2 separate regions of the Mus musculus genome follow, and region 2 is linked to region 1. The links are chromatin loops, found by intact Hi-C in ENCODE. Cell type or tissue: gastrocnemius. All regions are shown on one strand. Links, peaks and the distances in the headings refer to the core of each region. The heading gives the core; the rest is flanking DNA.

Region 1 (5,866 bases), core at 1,392-3,891:
TTGCCCAACTGAACATGTTTTCCAGTGTTTTCTTCTTGACAGTGATCAGCCTGGACCGCTACATCCACTTGCTCCATCCTGGCTTGTCTCATCGGCACCGGACTCTAAAGAGCTCACTGGTTGTTGTTATACTTGTCTGGCTGTTGGCTTCTCTGCTTGGAGGTCCTACCTTATACTTCCGGGACACCATGGAGGTCAACAACCACATCATTTGTTATAATAATTTCCAGGAGCATGAACTCACCTTGATGAGACACCATGTTCTGACCTGGGTGAAGTTCCTCTTTGGCTACCTCTTCCCTTTGCTAACCATGAGCTCCTGCTACTTGTGCCTCATCTTCAAGATGAAAAAGCGGAACATCCTGATATCTAGAAAGCATCTCTGGATGATCCTGTCTGTGGTCATTGCCTTCTTGGTTTGCTGGACCCCTTATCACCTGTTTAGCATCTGGGAGCTCAGCATTCATCACAACAGCTCTTTCCAGAATGTGCTGCAGGGTGGAATCCCCCTCTCAACTGGCTTAGCCTTCCTCAATAGCTGCTTGAATCCCATCCTTTACGTCCTAATAAGCAAGACGTTCCAAGCCCGCTTCAGGGCCTCTGTTGCTGAGGTACTAAAGCGTTCGCTGTGGGAAGCCAGCTGCTCTGGTACAGTCAGTGAACAACTCAGGAGTGCTGAAACCAAGAGCCTGTCTCTCCTAGAAACTGCCCAGTGAGTATTGTGTTCCCAGAAAATCAGTGCAAAGTTTTCATGTGAGCCTCATAACAAATCCTTTCAGATTAGGTTGCATTCTGATCCACACTGATCATGTTTTTGTTCAGTTATATTTTTGCTTGGCTATAAAAGGGAGGATTTCTTCCCTGCAATTTAAATCATGTATCTTTCTGGCTGCCCTCTGGTGGCCGTTCTGATACTGACAGCCTAAAAGTTTCTTCCACTATTTTAGCCTGCGTCTGTTAATGTACTGCAATGTATGTATCAAATTAAGTCATTTTTATAGTGTATACCACATTATATTAATTATCTCTATTGAAAAAGTATCAGGCTGGGTTCTTTGTTTGCTTTTGCGTCATTTTGTGTACGCGTGCATGTTCATGTGTTTGGAGGTGTAAGCTGTAACTAAATCATGTGTTTCTCATGGAGACACCCACCTTTTATTTGTTTGTTTATTTATTTATTTGAGACTGGGGTTTTTCACTTACCTAGAGCTCACCAATGAGGCTAAAATAGCTAGCCAGCGAGCGCCAGAGCCTAGCCTAGCCTGGCTCCATCTCAACACTGATACTGCCAGTGCAGGGCACCATGCCAGGCTGTTTCTACTGTGTGTTCCAGGAGCTGAGCTCAGGTCTTCCTTGAATGCACTTTGGCTAAGCTGGGCCAGCTCTCCAGCTCCTTCACCATCACCTTTTCAATTACAAAAAAACCCAAAGGGGGCTGGAGAGATGGCTCAGCAGTTAAGAGCGCTGACTGCTCTTCTGAAGGTGGTGAGTTCGGATCCCCCGCAACCACATGATGGCTCACAACCATCCATTATGAGATCTGATGCCCTCTTCTGGGGTGTCTGAAGACAGCTACAGTGTACTTACATATAATAAATAAATCTTAAAAAACAAACAAAAAAACCCCCAAAACCTTTTATTTGGGGTAAGATCTATGTAGCCTAGGCTGCCTCCATAAACAAATTGAATTTACACGTATTTTAACAGTATTAAGTACATATACATTCAAACTTTTAATAATTTATAAAGTATTAGTTGGTTATGGATTTAAAGCTTCCATTCCTGTTAACTGTTTATTAAATAAGTTACTTAAAATGTCAATTTACTGTTAGTATAGATCATTTCTGAGTTTCTGGAATATAAATGAGATGGGGTGACTTGATCCTGCTTCCTAAGCTTGGAACTTCAAGTAGATAATGATGCAAATGGCCCTAGCTTGGAATCCTTGGACTAGCTACTCATTAGATCTTATTGTCCTTCCTCTCATAATTGTTCCATGGCCATGGCCAGGGTCACCAGACTTCCAAACTGCAGGCAGCATGAGGTCTGCCACTGAGTCACATCCACAATCCTCTGACAGGTTATGTCACACAGCATTGCTTCCACTATATTGAACTGGCCAAAGCAAAACTAGGCTGGTTCAGAACCAAAGGGAGGGGCCAGACCTCTTGCCCCTTTATGAAACATGCCTACCATTTTGTGTTCGCTTTTAGTCCTCTAGAACATCATGGTTACAGAAAATTCTGGCTAAATACAAGTCTGTAGATTACTAATAAACGTATTTCCAGATGGTATAGATGCTATTCAGAGAGCATGAATTGCCAGCATAATTCTATCTCCTGTTCTTTTGTTTACAGGAACACCAGTAAAGATGAATAAAATGTACCTTTGTCAGTGTTCTCCAGAATCCCCACGCACTATGGAGCCTTAGAATACCAAGTGCTGCCCTCTGCTGGCTCTCATGGTCCTGACAGGGCCCTTTCTCTGCTCTCATGCTTCTGACAAGTTCAGCGGGCTCTCAGGGTTCTGCCATAGCCCTCATGCTCCTAACACTGCCCTCTGCTGGCCTTCATGATCCTAACTTACCTAGAAAAAAACACCCACTGTTTTAGCCTGGGTCTGCTGTACATACATTCTCCTTAGTACATGCTTTATTGAGTCTATGTATCCGATTATAATACATATTTACAATGTAAAGCTTCCCTCACTGAAGGTAGTCAACCTAAAACCTGACCGAGAGCAAGAGTACTGTCTGAAGGAACTGGGCTAGTTAATCTTCTAGATTCCTATCTATAAAATTCAGAAAGCTTTGTTTTTAAGACAAGGCTTCTTTGTATACATGACTGCCCTGGACTCTGTGTAGTCCAGGTTGGCCTGGAACTAAGAGGTCTGCATGCTTCTGCCTCCTGAGCGCTGAAATTAAAAGTATACACCACCACCTGGCTCACACACATACACAAAGCTTTAAAAAAAATGCCCAAGCAGGGCTGGAGAGATGGCTCAGTGGCTAAGAGCACCGACTGCTCTTCCAGAGGTCCTGAGTTCAAATCCCAGCAACCACATGGTGGCTCACAACCATCTGTAATGGGATCCGATGCCCTCTTCTGGTGTGTCTGAAGACAGCTACGGTGTACTGATATACATAAAATAAAATTTATTTAAAAAAAAATGCCCAAACAGTAAAAATTATAGTAAATGTTTAGATATCAAAAATTTAACACAAAGCTGAAACTGCTGTGATGTATTTTTTTAAAAAAGATTTATTTATTATTATATCTAAGTACACTGTAGCTGTCTTCGGAAGCATCAGAAAAGGGTGTCAGATCCCATTACAGATGGTTGTGAGCCACCATGCGGTTGCTGGGATTTGAACTCACAACCTTCAGAAGAGCAGTTGGTGTTCTTAACCATCTCTCCAGCCCTGTGATACATTTCATAACGTACTTCTAGAGCAGCATAACCTCCCACAAGTGTCTCCAAGGAATAGCTTTGCGCATACTGCCTCCCCCAGCACTTCCCTCCATCTCTAGGTTGAGTTCTGAAAACCCACACTTGACCACCTTATGAGCCTACAATGTTCCTTTCAGGACACTTCCAAAAACTCTTATGTACAGGTGTTGTGCTCGTGGCCATCAGAGCACCTTCTAGAGTTTCGCTCTTACTCTATGGAGTGAACCAAACAGTAAGCAACCTCAGTGGCTATCATAGAGTCATCTCAGCAGCCCAAGATTCAGTTTTTCAGAAAGACATCGAAGGCATCTAGTGACAGTTTATCAATAGTATCATGTACTGCTAACAGCAAAAGAATTATTTCACTAATCACAAAAGTATACTCTAATTGCTAAATCTTTAATAACACATCAGTTCTTTATCTTCCTTTTAATTATATCTATGGTACACACAGTGTTGGCTAAAAGACAACTTCAGGTTGGTCTGGTCATCAAGCTGAGTGGTTTAAAAATGCTGAGCTATTTCTCTTTCCAGTTCAAGTTTTCGCCACTAATGAGTTACACTGAATCCTTTCCTTCAAAATGAAGACATACCATTTCACAGCAAAATGAAGAGCCAAGGGTTATCTTTCAAGCTTTTATTTAAGTGCACTGACTTAAGAATGATTTAAATCTTGTTAAAAGCAGCCACATCCATGGACTGTACGTAGTCCTCAAAAGCAGTAATTTGCTCTTCCAGCATATCCGTTCCAACCTTATCATCTTCAACTACACACTGTATTTGAAGCTTTTTAATTCCATATCCCACTGGAACCAATTTAGCTAAAAAAGAACATCAAGGGGTAAATGTTAGGAAATCCTTACGGGAAAACGCACAAATCCCTAAAACACAAGCATCACACTTACAGGAGCCCCACACCAGGCCATCTGCTTGAATGCTTCGGACACACTCCTCTAGTTTTGTCATGTCCGTCTCATCATCCCAAGGCTTCACGTCTAGTAGGATGGAAGACTTCGCAACAACTGCAGGCTCTAAGGAAGATTAAGAAGTGCACCTAAACACTCAACACTTTCACCATTAAGTCAAATCTCAAATTTGTTTTAAAACAGACCATCTTTTTGTCAAACACACACACAATTTGCCTTGTGTCTGTCACACATAATCCTCCTCCTGTGTGGCTAAGAAAGAGGCATTAAATTGTGTAACAGTTTCTTTCCCACAGAGGAATGCTACAACTGCTACCATAAAGACAGCTGTAGACCAGTAGCTGTGGAAGTTTTAAAATATTGACCCATTCAATTTAACTGGGGAAAATCCACTTTAGGGCAAGCACTGGACAAGCTCCTGAAATCAACACTACTAACAATGAAGATTACCCACTTTTAGCTTTCTTGGACTCATACTGTGCAAGGCGTTCTTCTCGTAGCTTCTTTGCTTCCTCACTTTCCTGTACAGAGAAAAGATGTTTCACAAAGTTGGTTATCTTCTGCTTAAATGTAGTGACAAGGTCATCACAAAACCCACCAGATTTATCAGAAAAAGCAAATCCATCAGGAGCTCAGCCGAAAGAAGGTGATTTGATTTTATTCATCATGTACCCAGTGATAAATTTTAAAAGGCAGACAATAAAGCCACGCCAGGATCCATCCAGGGAGTGGCTATGGCATCTGTCCTCAGGCTTCTCAATATGCTTGGATAAAGATGAAGTCATACCTCCTCATCATCAGATCCAAAGAGATCAATGTCGTCATCATCCTTAGCATCTGCAGCTCCACTTCCTGTGGTGTCTTCTACACTGCTAGGGCCATACTTGCCCAAAGATTTCTTCACTCCCGGCAGGCTTGAAAACAAACATTCTGCCACATTAGGTCAGTGTCAAAGCCCTTTCTAGGCAAAACACACAATCTTCCTTTCCCAGGAACTCCCACTCTCTTCTGGTTATTTAACCTTTAGCACAATCCCAGGCAAATAACTTTACTCTTCACCCATGGGAGACATTGTATTCAGTACTCACTACGGCTTACTCTTTCAGAATGAACATCTGTTTGAGATTTCATTAAGTATGCTCACTTCCATTCTTAGTGAACTGGAATCCACTTCCCCAAACTTCCACCCTTGCTGGTAGTTTCAGAAGAATGGCCAGGGACCGAATGAGCGAGCTACCCTCACACCCCAGCGGTGGCCCCCCCAGGTCCAAAGCACATGATCAGAGAGGTGTGGGAAAGGTGAACTGCGGTTGTCCATGTTCTACCTGTTCTGTGAGAAAATGGAGGACTTCAGTCTCTTGGCCTTGTAAGGTCACAAAGAAATTCAGCTCACACTAGGTCAGCAATGCTAAAGCCAACTTTAACCCGGTCCCTACTTTGCATGTGAAAATCCAGGTAGCACAAAGATACCTTTACCTGGCCTTTTCTTT
Region 2 (5,866 bases), core at 2,059-4,558, 72 kb before region 1:
AAGCCAGGCCATAGAGGTGTCTAGAGAAAGGCTCATAGATTTGCTCCACGACTAGCTCCAAATCTTGTCAGCCCAAAGCTGAGTCCTGCTTCCTGCCACAAGGAAATTAGAGGAAGACAGGATAACAGTGTAAAAAGAGAGTTGCAAACAGGAGAGTCAAAGCATTGTGGCGGTCTGCACTTGCCCTGGATGTTAGCTCTTCTACACTCACATAAACGAAGGAAAGCCCAGAAACTGCACTGGGACACTCAGGGCTCTGTCACTGAGGGGCTGTAGCTCTTTCATGCTGCATAGCATAGTGTCCCAGCCACATCTCTGTCCACCCTCAAGTATTCTGTTGCCAGTGTCATCATGAATCTTCCCATTGGGAGGAAAATGACATCTCTGTTCTGACAGGAACGGACAGACCGACCATAGAGAGGAAGGACTGATGGCAAGGGCTCCCCCTCCCCCTTCCCAACAGAGAGCTGACCAGGTGGGATCTAATTGTCGGGTCAAGGGCTGAGGTATACAGGAAATTAATTCCCATAGCGAGGGAACAGGGAGCAAGTCCCTGAACCCATTGAGTGAGGAGTTACTGCAGGACCATCCCTAGCCTATATTCTCTGTGGGGAATAAGCTCACAGCCAGCAATGAATGGCATCACCGTGGGACAATAGGTATGAAGATTGTGGTGTCTATTTGGCGCCTTCTTTCTCTTTGTCCCTCTGACCCTAATGAGGAGACCTTAGAGCAGGAAGCAGCTGGTTAGGAACAGGGACAGTCAGAATTGGAAATGGAGGCTGTGGCTCACAGCAGGGAATAGTTGATACTATCAGGAGCTTGGCAAATGTCCAGTGTGAGGGGAAATATACTGTAGCTGCCTAGAAATAAGCCATTCCAAAGACTTTTGAGGGAAAAAAATAGTGGCTCCTGGATAGCCAGGGCTATACAGAGAAACCTTGTCTGGAAAAAACAAACACAACAACGACAGACAGGCGTGCTAAGATGGGGTGGTAAGCCTAGCTTATTATTCACAAAGCCCACTATTATTGATCCCCAGTGCTACACCTACAAAGGGGAGGAGGAGAGATTATCTTGTAGTTGGGGGCTTTCAAGAAAAAAAGCCTCTGGTTGGGACACCAGGTCTGTATCCATCCTTTGTTCCTGCCTGACTAAAGAAAAATAAGGAAGATTGAGGTTTCTGGTGGATAAAAGTCTAAAACAAAACAAAACAAAACAAAATGTTGGTCAGGCAAAACCAAATGTGCAAGAATACATATTTATAGAACAAAAGCGTACAAATCATAATTCTGCAAGTGAAGTGTGCTGAACGTTTTACATTGTATCCTTCCTGTGTGATTTGATGAACTATTTCCTGAGGAAAACAGCTCGTGCTCCTGGGGCTCCCTCACAGCTTTGGTCCTGAGTGTCCAGCTTTCCTAACAAGTTTGTGTTAGCATCTATGTACTGAAAACCTGAGCATGTGGCTTATGTGATGGTAACACTGAGTTGTGAACTCAAGGCTTACTGATATTTGAAGATCTTAATTGTGCCTCCAACTTTTAGCCTAGAAAGACACTGGAATCTGTTCATAAAACAATATGGGGAACTAGAAAGATGGTGCAGCAGTTAAGAGCACTGACTGCTCTTCCAGAGGTCCTGAGTTCAAATCCCAGCAACCACATGGTGGTTCACAACCATCTGTAAAGGGATCTGATGCCCTCTTCTAGTGTGTCTAAAGACAGTGACAGCCTACTTATATACATAACAAACAATTCTTTTTAAAAAATATTACGGGGCTGGTGAGATGGCTCAGTGGGTAAGAGCACCCGACTGCTCTTCCGAAGGTCCAGAGTTCAAATCCCAGCAACCACATGGTGGCTCACAACCATCCGTAACAAGATCTGACTCCGTCTTCTGGTGTGTCTGAAGACAGCTACAGTGTACTTACATATAATAATAAATAAAAATCTTTAAAAAAAAAATAAAAAATAAAAAAATAAAAAATATTACGACTGACTGGACAGATGGTGTTAAAAGCACTAACTGCTTTTGGAGAGGACCCATAGTTCCCAGCACCCAAATGATTGTTCACAACCATCCTTTTTGTTTTGTTTTGGGGTATTTTGTGTTTTTGTTTGTTTGTTTTTGTTTTTATTTTTCTAAGACAACACAGAGTTTCTCAATGTAGCCCAGGTTGCCCTGGAACTTGCTCTGTAGACCACGCTAGCCTCAGACTCTAAGGTCTGCCTGCTTCTGCCTCTGGAGTGCTGGGATTAAAAGTATGTGCCCACTTCGGCCAGCTAGACTTCCAAACTCTAATTCCAGGGATCTGACACCATTTTCTAATATCTGTGAGCCTCAGGCATGGACATGGTGCACATTATACACACACACACACACACATACAGGAAAAGCATTCACACAATAATTTGTAAAATAAAATAAAAATTTAAAAAGGAATAACGACTATATAGCTGTTTAATTTTCTGTGAAGGGCTGGAAAGATGGTAGTGTAGGTAAGAGCACTTGGTAGAAGCCTAACAACCTAAGTTTGCTCCCCAGAACTCACGGAAAGGTGGAAAAAAGTGCCCCCCCACACACACAGAGAGAGAGGGGGGGGGATTTAAATAAGCCTTCACTGAAGTATGTAAAGAACTGTGGGCAGACTGAGGCTCCAGCAAGGTTTCAAACGGCTGTAGCCAGAGCATCCAAGACAAGAGGATGGAAGGTTTTCAAGAAAACCGTGAACTGAAGACCAAGCTGCAGCAAAATAAAAACAAAACAAAAAACTACGCTCCAAGCCCTACACACAGGGTGTGTTGTGTGTACAAATTAAAATGTGTACAAATCCTTAACACAACCAAAGGAAATTAGACTGCGCAAAAAATAGGAGCAGCAAGTCGTGCAGGATAGTGGAGAGATGAGACCGAAACACACCGACAGTAAGCAAGGCAGCCACTACAGACATCTGTGTGGCAGGTCCTGCAAACAAAGAACCTCACAAAAGGACAGACACAGCTGCTGGCAGGACAAGACGCCCGCCCGGGGAAGCACTAAAGGAGCGGAGGGCCACTCATAGATGAGAAAGGTTTCCAAGGACTGGGGGATGGGAAGGGAGCTCCAGGTCACGGAGGTTCAGATTTACAAGAAAAGATAGTTCTCAGCATCTACCACACAGTGTGACTGTGCCCCACGCTATGAACTATCCTTGAAAGAAGCAAGCCTGTTAACTTCGACATTACTGGTGTGCACTACCGTGCTTTAAAATCTTGGCAGAAAATAAGGCCAGACGGCAGCCCTGCTTATTACCTCGTTTTGCCCTTTTAATCCACAGGACGTACAATGAAGATTCTAGAGTGTTCCTGCAAGCACCTGCTCTTCTCAAACCCTGGGTCGCTCTGTGTGATCTTGTGGGACTTGAGCCACCTGCATTCTTACAATCAAATCTTGAAGACGATCTTTCTCCTTCTCAGTCACTTTCATATTTTACCATAGCTCAGCTGAGTCTGGGGGACATGATTAGATTGGCTCGGTAATGGAGTGGTTTGGACCCCACTAAGTGATGATCGATCTGCCTGCTGCTCTGGTGCTGTGCCGTGGACATCAGCTCTAACCAAGAAGACACCGCTAGTGGGAGCACGCTTCCTGCTGATGGCCGCTATGTGAGTATCCTCTCTCTTTTTTGTCGGAATTGCGGCGTACATCAAACTTGGGAAACCGGGGAGCTGAGTTCTTCTTGAGCTGAGTAAGAGTCGTGACAAAGATATAAAAACTGTCACTGGTACAACAAAACTGTAGTGCACGGTACCCCAAAAGAGTCCAAGATGAGAACCCTAAGGGATAGGACATTTGGAGAGTTCCAAGACAAGTTGACTGGGATGTTTAGAGTCCCCCAAACACATATCATTCCCCAAAGAGTTCCAACTAAAAGCTGGAGGTCTATGGGAGCCCAAAGTGTTTGAGGGGAGAGGTCTATCACATATACTCTCACCAAGAGTCCAGGCTTCATTGAGACTGGCAATCAACACAGCAGTGTACCTAGCCCAAGAACACCACCCCCCCCCAAAAAAAAAAACACAGTTACTAGGGTAAAAGATTGACTGCTAACCCTAGATCTCTAATCACACCAAATCCTAACCTCATCTGGGGACGGGGCATAGGAGCTGTGGTCCCCTTCCACATGGCTCATCCTGTGTCTCACCTGCAGTTGTCTATTCCCAAATTTCATCCTTTATCTCTATCTACCATACTAAACTACTAATTCAATAAGTAAATCGGTTTCTCCAATTTTCTGAATGGATACAACAATCTGGTGAATGAAACGAAGGCAAAATCACCTCTGAGATCTCTTGACGATGTAACTCTGCACAGAGGCTTACAGCAGTAATTGTGTGTCCCAGTTCTCTCCCCTCAGAACTCTTGGAAGCACCACATCTGGCAGCGCCAGCTTAACACCCACTATGTTGCTGGCAAGAATACTCTGGTACAATTAGTTTGTGAGCTGCAATGCATACACTGCACCAGGGACCTCGCTGTAGGGATCGAGCTTAATGTGACTTCAGGCATCTTGGTCTTCGTCTCTTGTTTTATGCAAGCCCTGGCACACATCCCTAGTTCTATAGGTCAGAGTTGTGAAGACAGCTCATCATGGTGCAACACGATGCCTGGACTGTTTAGAAGTTCAGGGGTTTCTGCTTCGTTGTGTTTAACACTTACTTATTTTTTTATCTTCATGTATGTATGTATTTTTGTGTATTTATGCATTTTCAGATAGTCACTCATGTTTATTCTCTGAGTTCCTCTCTCTGTGTGTGTGTGTGTGTGTGTGTGTGTGTGTGTGTGTGTGTGTGTGGTGTTGAGTGCGCGTGCGTGTGCACACGTGTGCCTGCAGATCTCACAAGTGCACTTCTGCACACTGTAGCAAGCTTGTGGAAATGGTAACCTTCTTTCCACAAATGGCTTCTGGAGGCAAACAGATGGTGAAACCATCTTGCTGGCCTTTTTACGCTTTTGTCTTGTGGTTTTTGTTGTTGCCCTGTTTTGCTTTTTAAGACAGGTAAAGTCTTGTGTGGTCTACATTGGTCTCAGATTACCAATCCTCCTGTTTCAGACTTCCTAGTTTTTTGTATTACAGGACTGTACTATGACACCTAACTTTCAAAGTGTTTAACTTTAACTGACGCTGGACATGATATTACTTTTTGAAAAGGACTGTACATTCAGGTTAGTCTCAGTGAACCTTTGTGTGGGTTAACTCCTTCCTCCTGCTGTGAGCTAAGCTGTCTTACTGCTAACCACACCAAACACTTCTAAATAAAAGCCTTCCCCCCACTTAAGATTATAAGTTAGACATATAAAGATAAAACTAAAGGCTAAAGTATGTTGTAAAAAGGTTCATAAAAGCTAAACTTGAAAGATATATATATGCCCACTGTAATTAAAGGTTGTTTAAAAATGTCTAAAGTTTACAAAGAAAAGTGCTTGCTTTTGTTTCTAAGTCCCCAGCAAACTGCATTTTCTGCAAGGAACTGCTGAATCTGCCTGTCTTTATTTATTTATTTATTTTCCATTTCAGAGCACCTCCGGTCTGGATCTGAAACATCAGAACTAGCTTCTCTAAAACGAACACTTCAAGCATACAAGCCTTTCTAAAGGATTTCCCCGCTCCCTAGTTGAAGTGTAGAAAAAAAGAAAGAGAAGAAGAAAGAAGAAGAAGAAGAAGAAGAAGAAGAAGAAGAAGAAGAAGAAGAAGAAGAAGAAGAAGAAGAAGAAGAAGAAGAAGAAAACACAGCAGCAGCAATATCCAGAAGAGTAAAACACCAAACCCACCGTCGCCTTATGGACACACACATGCTTAAACCATCGATACTCTCATGATGCT

Evidence for each region. Hi-C counts contacts between places; a loop is a spot of excess contacts. Peaks named below come from ENCODE experiments on the same cell type or tissue, not always from the same donor. Only the 100,000 strongest peaks of a DNase experiment are listed, where the experiment ranks them.
Region 2: a loop joins it to region 1, with 6 times the contacts of the local background. A loop is called at or near these places in 16 of 42 quality-filtered maps.

What each region holds. Positions count from the first base shown.
Region 1 is chr1:63,177,863-63,183,728 of GRCm38, reverse strand. It overlaps Eef1b2 (eukaryotic translation elongation factor 1 beta 2), which reads right to left. Exons shown (of 6, transcript NM_018796.3): 2 at 5,853-5,866; 3 at 5,164-5,290; 4 at 4,831-4,897; 5 at 4,356-4,481; 6 at 3,243-4,271. The coding sequence ends at 4,117. Gpr1 (G protein-coupled receptor 1) reads left to right here. Exons shown (of 3, transcript NM_146250.2): 3 at 1-1,158. The coding sequence ends at 716. It overlaps Gm26457 (a small nucleolar RNA gene), which reads right to left and starts at 5,052; the gene lies at 4,975-5,052. Snora41 (small nucleolar RNA, H/ACA box 41) reads right to left here and starts at 4,706; the gene lies at 4,594-4,706. In gastrocnemius, for the core only: a CTCF peak has its summit at 2,486 (motif pointing left); a DNase peak (open chromatin) is centred at 2,485; H3K27ac peaks cover 249 bases.
Region 2 is chr1:63,250,267-63,256,132 of GRCm38, reverse strand. 1700039I01Rik (a long non-coding RNA gene) reads left to right here and starts at 2,937. Exons shown (of 3, transcript XR_373460.3): 1 at 2,937-3,647; 2 at 5,561-5,866. It also overlaps a transcript of Zdbf2 not described here. In gastrocnemius, for the core only: a CTCF peak has its summit at 3,608; a DNase peak (open chromatin) is centred at 3,591.